Linked DNA regions of Homo sapiens: region 1 is linked to region 2. Evidence: chromatin loops called from intact Hi-C (ENCODE). Cell type or tissue: IMR-90. All regions are shown on one strand. Each heading gives the region's core, and the rest is flanking DNA. Links, peaks and the distances in the headings are about the cores only. Region 1 has its middle 90 kb from the start of LINC02015. Region 2 overlaps LINC00578 (long intergenic non-protein coding RNA 578).

Region 1 (4,396 bases), core at 160-4,159, 290 kb after region 2:
TTTAAATTAATAGTTAGAAAGCTGCAGAATCAAACAGACTCAGTTCTCTAGATTCCTAGCCCAGTTACATTTTTTTAGTATGACACTATCACCCTTAACAACAACCAACAAAACCCAAACTGCTTAAAACATTTTAATCCAAGGCAAATCTTTAGTTCTTCTGGTTTGCTGGAGTGGGAGGTGGGGTGGAGGGACTGGGGAAACAGTAGGATGAGGCAGTGGAGATTTAACATTCTTGTATGTGCTGGAGTGCTGTGCTAGGTGCTTCCATTTTTAATCTCTTTAAATGCAAGAACTTTGTGAGATCAGTGCTATTCCCTCCATTTTCCAGGTGAGGAACCATGAGTCTCAGAGAAGCTAAGAAGTTTATCCAGACACCCACATTTTTGTGAGTGGTGGACTTAAGATTTGAACCTGTTTTGGTTTCCAAGTTCTTTGGTCTTTTTACTGTTCCTTAATTGTTGCCTGTTACAGGATGCCTTGCATTTCTTCATAAATGAGTCCAATTTTTGCCTGCCACCTGGTTTATATGACTGTCCAGATTGATTTTTCTTTTAAATTTACATTTTGCAACTGTAGGCTTTTTTCCTTTCCATTTACCTCCTGCCTCAGTCATGAGGTTGGAAAAAATGAGAAGTATGCTGGTTTTGTTTGGACTGAGAACATTCCAAAATGTTTGGCTGCACCTCAAAACCCTGTTAAAATAATATTATTTATAACTTTCTGCTTGGTCAATTTTGTTTTAAGTTTGGCTATCTCCCATAGGAGGTTATTCTTTCTCCTTGATGGTAAGGTTTGCTGCTTGAAAGCCTTAATCTTAAACATTTTTCAAGTAAGACTCAGGTCCTTGCCTGAATACAAACTCGTTAGATAATAGCCCCAACCACTCTGAAGCAGTTCATTGCAGAAGCTCACTCTCAGCTGTTGTGGGTGGGGTGTTAGCAGAATGAATGCCATAGGTTTACATGTGAACCATCAGCCCTGCTCACAAAATATAATCTGTCCAGCACCGCGATAGGTTGCATTTTAGAGCTGGGCTTTAGTATGGTGTGACTGTTTACCAGAATGCCTTCTGAGGAATACAAAGTAATTTTTTTTTTTTTACATTCCTCCTCAGTAAGGTTATTGTTGTTAGCAGATTTATTTAGCTGCCCTAGCAGCTTAAGACATTTCATTGACTTTTGAGCAGACGATTTGATTTTTCAGGCACAGATGGGGGAAAAACAGCTAGCAGAATCATTAGAATGGATACCTACCACAAGTAGTAGGGAGGCAGGCTTTTAACAGGACATAGCTAAAGAGAAGACCTGTCTTTGCCTCAATGTGTAATTGAACACTGTCTAAAATTGATGGCAAAGCAATGTGAATTATAGGGGCCAAGGATTTGCTATTTAGAAACTTAAACAAATCTGCTTTTTCTAAAAGGCCTTTCTTTTTCACACAAAAACGATGGTCAGTGAAGTGGCAATTCTCAGTGAAACGACAATGCTTCTCCCTCAGGAGCAGCTACCCTCAAGGAAACAGAGCCAAAACACAGAGACTGAATCATTAACCTAAAAATGTAGTTACATAACTGCTAAAATTCCACACTTTGCAGGCCTGTGGCCTGACTTTAGCCTTTAGAGACATTCCTAGCCCAGTGGTTGCTAGTAGCCACTGCTCACATTTCTCCATCTCTCTGCCTCCCAGGAGCTAAACTCCTATTGATTTTCCCAGAACCCTGAGCTGTCTCCATAATAGAATGATTTGGTGGGCGTCCTGTCAAATGCAAAAGGAAGCCTCTGCCAGACTGAGCATTAGAACACGGTGTTTTTAAATAGAAATGTGAAATATCAGTGCAATTACAAATCAATAAAAACCCAGAGGGAAAGAGAATCTCATTTGAGGAAAGATCTTTAAGTTTTTTTCCTTTCTTTTTTCTCGTAATGAAAAATTAGATCAGGGAACCAAATTTATGAGGTAAAAACTGTCAACAAAGTATTCCTAGCTGTTGCTGAGGCTGAGAAAAAAGAAAGCTAAATCATGCATGCAGTGTGAGTATGTGAATGACACATTTTAATATATTAGGGAGTCAAAATACCTCTCATTTTTTACTTGTGTTTTTGGCTGTTGCCCAAATCGTTATTGTTTTATTTATTTTGCTAATGTCATTCTCTTATGCCTTTTTCCAAATTCCATATTTTCTCCTAGGTTTGCTTTCCATATGCTGGATGATGTGTGTGGATTTTCAGTGTGTGTTTCAGAGTCTTAAAAGCTCATGCTAGCTTGCTTAACATACCTGCCATAACTCATGATATAGAACCCTATGGAGAACTGTGTTGCAACATGGATGCAGTGCCTATACTAAGGCACATTGCCAAGCTGAAGACTGTCAGAGAGCATCACTAACGGAGGTAAGCCAGTAGGGTCTAAAAATCTTCACAGAGAGAAGGTATGACCAGATGATAGTCCATTAAATTGCGTTGAGGTGCAGCACTATGTTCTAAATTGGTGTACCCCACGAATTTATATGTTGAGGCCTAATACCCAATGTGATAGTATTAAGAGGTATGGCCTTTAGGAAGTGATTAAGTCATAAGGTGAGGGCTTGACCCTTATGAATGAGAATAGTGACCTTATAAAAGAGGCTTGAGTGAGCTCTCTGGCTCTTTTTTGCCATGTAAGGATGCAGCAACAAGTCACCATCTATTAAGCCAATTACCAGACACCAAATCTACTGGTGCTTTGATGTTGGACTTCCCAGCCTCCAGACCTCTAAGAAATAAATCTCTGTTGTTTATAAATTACTGAGTCTAAAGTACTTTGTTATAGCAGCCTGAATAGACTAAGACATGCAGCAAGTGAATAGATCACTCACTGTAGCCTGGATCTCTCCTTCATTATGACAGGGTTGTTTCTCGTACTGGACATAGGTCACCTTTGCTAACCTCTTACAGAAATTCTAAACTTTGTGAGAGGAAATGCAGAAATGTGAGAGAAGAACAAGGAGCTATGTGAAGAAGAGAGATGGAAATGGATTGAGACTGTTGAAATAGGAGAAAATATCTTGGTTTTGACATCATTTCCAAAGAATCATAGTTATCAAATAAAAAATTTCACAATTATCCAAAATTATAATAAAAATTCAGTGGCTGGCAAAATGGCTGAATAGGATCAGCTCTGGTGTGCAGCTCCCAGTGAGATCCACACAGAAGATGAGTAATTTCTGCATTTCCAACTGAGGTACTTGGCTCATCTCATTGGGACTGGCTAGACAGTGAGTGAAACCCATGGAGGGCAAGCTGAAGCAGGGTGGGACATTGCCTTACCTGGGAAGTGCAAGGGGTCAGGGAACTCCCTCCCCTAGCCAAGGGAAGCCATGAAGGACTCTGACATGAAGACTGGTGCACTCCAGCCCAGATACTACGCTTTTCCCATGGTCTATGCAACCCACAGACCAGGAGATTCCCTCGGGTGCCTATGCCACCAGGGCCCTGAGTTTCATAAAACTGGGCAGCCATCCCGAGCTAGCTGCAGGAATTTCTTTTCATACCCCAGTGGTACCAGGAACATTTAAGTCTGCTGAAGCTGCGCCCACAGCTGCCCCTTCCCCCAAGTGATCTGTCCCAGGGAGATGGGAGATTTATCTGTAAGCCCCTGATTGGGGCTGCTGCCTTTCTTTCAGAGATGCCCTGCCCAGAGAGGAGTCTAGAGAGGCAATCTGGCTACAGCAGTTTTGAGGCGCTGCAGTGGTATCCACCCAGTCTGAACTTCCAAGCAGTTTTGTTTACACTGTGAGGGGAAAACTGCCTACTCAAGCCTCAGTAATGGCAAATGCTCCTCCTGGCAGCAAGTTTGAGCATCCCAGGTCGACTTCAGACTGCTGTGCTGGCAGCGAGAATTTCAAGCCAGTGGATATAAGCTTGCCAGTGAGATAGAACCGTTCAGTCCCCTGGAAAGGGGGCTCAAGCTAGGGAGCCAAGTGGCCTAGCTCAGCGGATCCCACTCCCATGGATCCCAGCAAGCTAAGATCCACTGGCTTGAAATTCTTGCTGCCAGCACAGCAGTCTGAAGTTGACCTGGGATGCTCAAGCTTGCTGTGGGGAGGACCATTTGCCATTACTGAGGCTTGAGTAGGTGGTTTTCCCCTCACAGTGTAAACAAAACTGCTAGGAAGTTTGGACTGGGTGGAGCCCACCGCAGCGCCTCAAAGCTGCTGTAGCCCGACTGCCTCTCTAGACTCCTCACTGGCAGGGCATCTCTGAAAGGAAGGCAGCAGCCCCAGTCAGGGGCTTTTAGATAAAACTCCCATCTCTCTGGGACAGAGCACCTGGGGGAAGGGGCGGCTGTGGGCTCAGCTTCAGCAGACTTAAACGTTCCTGCTTGGTGGCTCTTAAGAGAGGAGTGGATCTCTCAG
Region 2 (4,396 bases), core at 141-4,140:
TGGTATTCTGTTATACCAACACAAAATGGACAAAGATAACAAAGGAGGTAGGAAAGTACATTGAAATGATTCCACTGTCACAAACATTTCTAAATGCTTTTCCAATGTATATGTTTTAAAATTACTTTCAAAATATGTGGCACATTTTTCAGTATTCTCAATTGTGGCAAATCTTTGGATGTGAAAGTATATTTGAATGTTGGACAAAGTGAAATATCATTCACATTCAAGTTTAGTAAATGAAACCAGTTATTTTTTCAATATTGGCAAATGGCTTAAAAAATAATACTAATATTTTGCATGTGCTTCATATATAAATAGGTTCTAAAGCTAATACCAAAAAAGTCTGAAGAACATTTTCAGCTTATCTTACAACTAGAAGCCCAAATAATAGGAATATGAATTTACATATGCAAATGAAAACCAGCTTCATTTTAAAAGTTTAATGTGGGCATTAGATGTACTTGTGTATTGTGCTTCCAAGGATCTGTGTGTACAGCTCTATTATCATACACTGCATTACAGGTGGGTGTGAGTTCCACCTCCAGCCTGTGAGATGCCTGCAGGGAGCCATCCTGAGTCCTCCGAATTGACACAGTGTCTTTGGGGTAGGAATTTCCCAGTGAATGCTTACTTAAATGAATTCAGTAAGTGCGTTTTGATTTTTCCATAGATTGACACAGTGGAACAGTGGCTAAGAGATGATTCTTTACTATAAGCACCCTTCATAGGCAAAGTGGGAATGTGCTTATTGATGAGGTCAAATAATTCAGACTGCGGTTCCCACATTGGTCTTGAGTAGTGGATGGCTCCACTAAAACACTAGGTTTCATGGGTTTCACCTGTTTTCTGGTAGTTAATTTAAGGAGATGGTGCACTAAGACAACTTAGATGGAAAAAATAAATAGCAGCATAAAAAGCAAACTGTGATTGTATAGAACTGTGAGATAATATTCAACTTCGTTTCATTTATTTATTTATTTATTTAGTGACAGAGCGTCGCTCTATTGCCCAGGCTGGAGTGCAGTGGCACGATCTCACTGCAACCTCCGCCTCCTAGGTTCAAGTGATCCTCCTGCCTCATCCTCCTGAGTAGTTGGGATTACAGGCACCTGCCACCACTCCCTGCTAATTTTTGTATTTTTAATAGAGATGGGGTTTCACCATGTTGGCCAGGCTGCTCTTGAACTCCTGACCTCAAGTGATCTGCCCACCTTGTCCTCCCAAAGTGCTGGGATTACAGGTATGAGCCACTGCACCCGGCCTCAACTTGATTTTAATGTGTGGGTGAGAAATATATGTTCTCATGTACTCAGTTTTGGTTTAAGTGTATAAATGGACTTACACGTGACACAGGTTGGAAAGAAGCAGAACACTTTAGGCAACAAGGCACTTGATGAAGCACCATGGTACTCTAAGACCTTCTCCACTTTGTCCACATCCCACCTTCCTTTCATGATGCAGCTCTCATTCCACCTCCTTCCTGAAATCTCTCCTGACCTCTTCATTCTAATTAACATACCTTTCTCCGGACATCCAGAGCATCTCATCTTGCCTTTCCTAAGGTACTTTTTCCCAACACCTTCCACCTGGTTTAATACCTATCTGTATATATCTTCTCCTCCTCCCCACCACTATATATTATGCCCCACATGCGCAGAGTCTGTGTATCTACATCTTTGTCTCTTTACATGGTGTCTGGCACAGCACCTTCTTCAGAGTGGGTTTTCAATATGTGATTATTGAAAAGTAAATGAGCAAGATGGCCATGACAAAGCAAAGGAGTAATAAACAACTTCTTCCTAAGAGACGAAAGATATACAATGTTTTGCTTTGTGAATACACAGCCATGCAGGTCTAGAGAGAAATGCAATGTACGTTTATTTTTGTTGTGTTTATTTGTTCTTAGTCAAGGTGTCTAATCTACTATGCTGTTTCCTTATGCACAGATGGAAACTTATCATGCATAGGAGACTCTGAAGGAAATAATTTTTGTTTAAACTTTGCCTTAGAAACTTCAAGGGAATTCAGAACAGGATTTCTTTAATGATCTGGCTGTATTATATTACCGATTACCAAGCTGAAAAATGCTTGGCAGAACTTTTGGCTTCTGAGGTTTTGGATGTCTTCCAGGTAATCTGCCTCGGAATTTTGAAATACAAATAAATGAGTTCCAGTTCAAATTTTAAAAAATCTGAGCTGCTAGGCCTTTGTTTACCTTCCATCTGAACATTTTGGTACAGATATACCAACCAAGCAGAAAGAAGATAATCAGTCGACATTTCTGAGGTTATTAGTGGCCTTGGTTTAAAAGAACAAAATGAGAGTAAATGGTTTAAAACTTCATCATGTTTCTTCCTAGTAACTGGCTTCTGGTGTTGGCATTTATTTTCCAGGATGTTTTCTCCCAGTTTTTATTTGGGAGAGGAGGACGAGGGTGTTCTTTGCTGCTTTGTTTCTCCCAGAGGGAAGATTCTGAATGTTCCTTTGTTAAACGTTACACACGTAGCTTTTGTTTTACTTTCTTGTCTGGTAGCCAAGTATTTTTCAAGTCACTCAACATTCTACTGAGGCATGCTAGTCCACTGAATATGATTATAAAGGAAAGCCTAACATGACCTAAAAAGAGGGAGGACGGAGAGCTTTGGCTGTTGTGAGCACCACAGCTAATGAAGAAGCAGGATAATTTGCATGAGCGATATCCCTTCAGTTATTTCTGTAAATCTCAGAGCCAGTTCCTGTCAAGTTGTGAGGAAACAAACATTTTTTATTAAGGAATAAAAAGATAGGCCAGGCCCAGTGGCTCACACCTGTAATCCCAGCACTTTGAGAGGCTGAGGCGGGCAGATAGCGAGGTCAGGAGTTTGAGACCAGCCTGGCTAACATGGTGAAACCCCGTCTCTACTAAAAATACAAAAATTAGCCGGGCATGGTGGTGGGTGCCTGTAATCCCAGCTACTTGGGAGGCTGAGGCAGGAGAATCGCTTGAACCCGGGAGGCGGAGGTTGCAGTGAGCGGAGATAGCGCCATTGCACTCCAGCATGGGCAATAGAGTAAGACTCTGTCTGAAAAAAAAAAAAGAGAATAAAAAGAGAAAGAAGGAAAGCCCTTACTTCCACCCCCTAAACACACATGCGCACATTCCACGCACACATATATGTGTGTACATGCTCGGAAGTGAAGTGGTTTTTGTAGGATTTCGTGGCTATAACACCGTCGTTTATGTTCTGGGAGGCTGGGGTGAGTCAGCAAGTATTCTGAAAGGGAAAGACATGGTGGGGAGGATAAAACGGCTCTTCATTTTAAGAAATCCCTCTTATCAAGCCTACTATTAACTTGTTTCTTTGGCAACTACTATGCATTTGCTACGGAAATATATCCCCAGAATAAAATTTCCATGGAAGGAAAATAATAGCATCAAATTTTTCCTCCAAAGTTTCCGATACAATGAAATTTATTTGTCCTTAACTTTGGATTGGTGGAAGAAGACCAATACCTCTCACAATACAATTCAAAGACATGAGATGAAAACAATCTTTCTCACTTTACAATTTTGGATGACATGTTTTATTTAAAAACTTTTCGTTTCTGTGGGAGGTTTTTACAGGAAACTATCTTTAGTATTTCATATGACCATTGTCATTTGAAGATGATGCTGAACTTGTCTTCCCACTTGTAAGCTCTTCTTACAGACCAGCATGAAACAAGCAGCTTAGCCCATCAGCTAATGCCCAAACTGAGACTGGGCTGGCAGGACAGGTGGACAAGCCACCTGAAGCCTAGAAATGACCTGACCTCTCTACTCTGGTAGGTTCTGAGACAGCCACTTAGCTCTAGTTTCACCAGCATTCTTTTCGATATCTTGGAATAGAATAGGCCCTGAGAAAACTGTGAAACAAACAAAAATAATTTTTTTCCAGGAATATTTTATTCTGCCTCCTGCCTTCTTCCCTTCACCAGGTTCCTAGTTTCTTTACCTGTTCCTGGCCCTGCAAAGCCCTCATGTGTCACTGTTCTGGGTGAGAATCTTCTCTCTAAAGCATTTGAGACCCTTGCTCTTCCCTTTACCACCGCATCTCCAGACCCTAATTCCTTCCCTAGTGAAGACTTAGCATTAGATGGTGATGATATGAAAATAGGAGCAACTAACATTTGTCACATTCTTTCTTTGTTTATGGCCTTCGCTAAGCCTGGTAGCTGACCTGTCTCATTTAATTACTACAACCATCTTATAAGCTCTATAGAATTTTGAATTCCAGTTTTATTTCTGAGAGACAGAGGCACAGAAGCAAGAGTCACTCAGTTACTACACGGGAAACGTGGATTTTAATCTGGGTTAAGTAGCATTCTAGTTGAAGAGTATACAGTGGCAAGTGTGAGACAACCTGAGCATTTA

What was found. Hi-C counts contacts between places; a loop is a spot of excess contacts. Peaks named below come from ENCODE experiments on the same cell type or tissue, not always from the same donor. Only the 100,000 strongest peaks of a DNase experiment are listed, where the experiment ranks them.
Region 1: it touches region 2 in a loop (7-fold over the local background); 2 of 110 quality-filtered maps call a loop at or near these places.

What each region holds. Positions count from the first base shown.
Region 1 is chr3:177,904,704-177,909,099 of GRCh38, forward strand. No RefSeq gene overlaps it. Among named protein-coding and RNA genes, the nearest start is that of LINC02015, 90 kb to the left of the region's middle. In IMR-90, for the core only: a CTCF peak has its summit at 1,663; DNase peaks (open chromatin) are centred at 778 and 1,588; H3K27ac peaks cover 2,295 bases.
Region 2 is chr3:177,617,057-177,621,452 of GRCh38, forward strand. The region is part of intron 2 of LINC00578 (long intergenic non-protein coding RNA 578); the gene reads left to right. Among named protein-coding and RNA genes, the nearest start is that of LINC00578, 180 kb to the left of the region's middle. In IMR-90, for the core only: no CTCF peak of the experiment used is centred there; a DNase peak (open chromatin) is centred at 2,125; H3K27ac peaks cover 1,096 bases.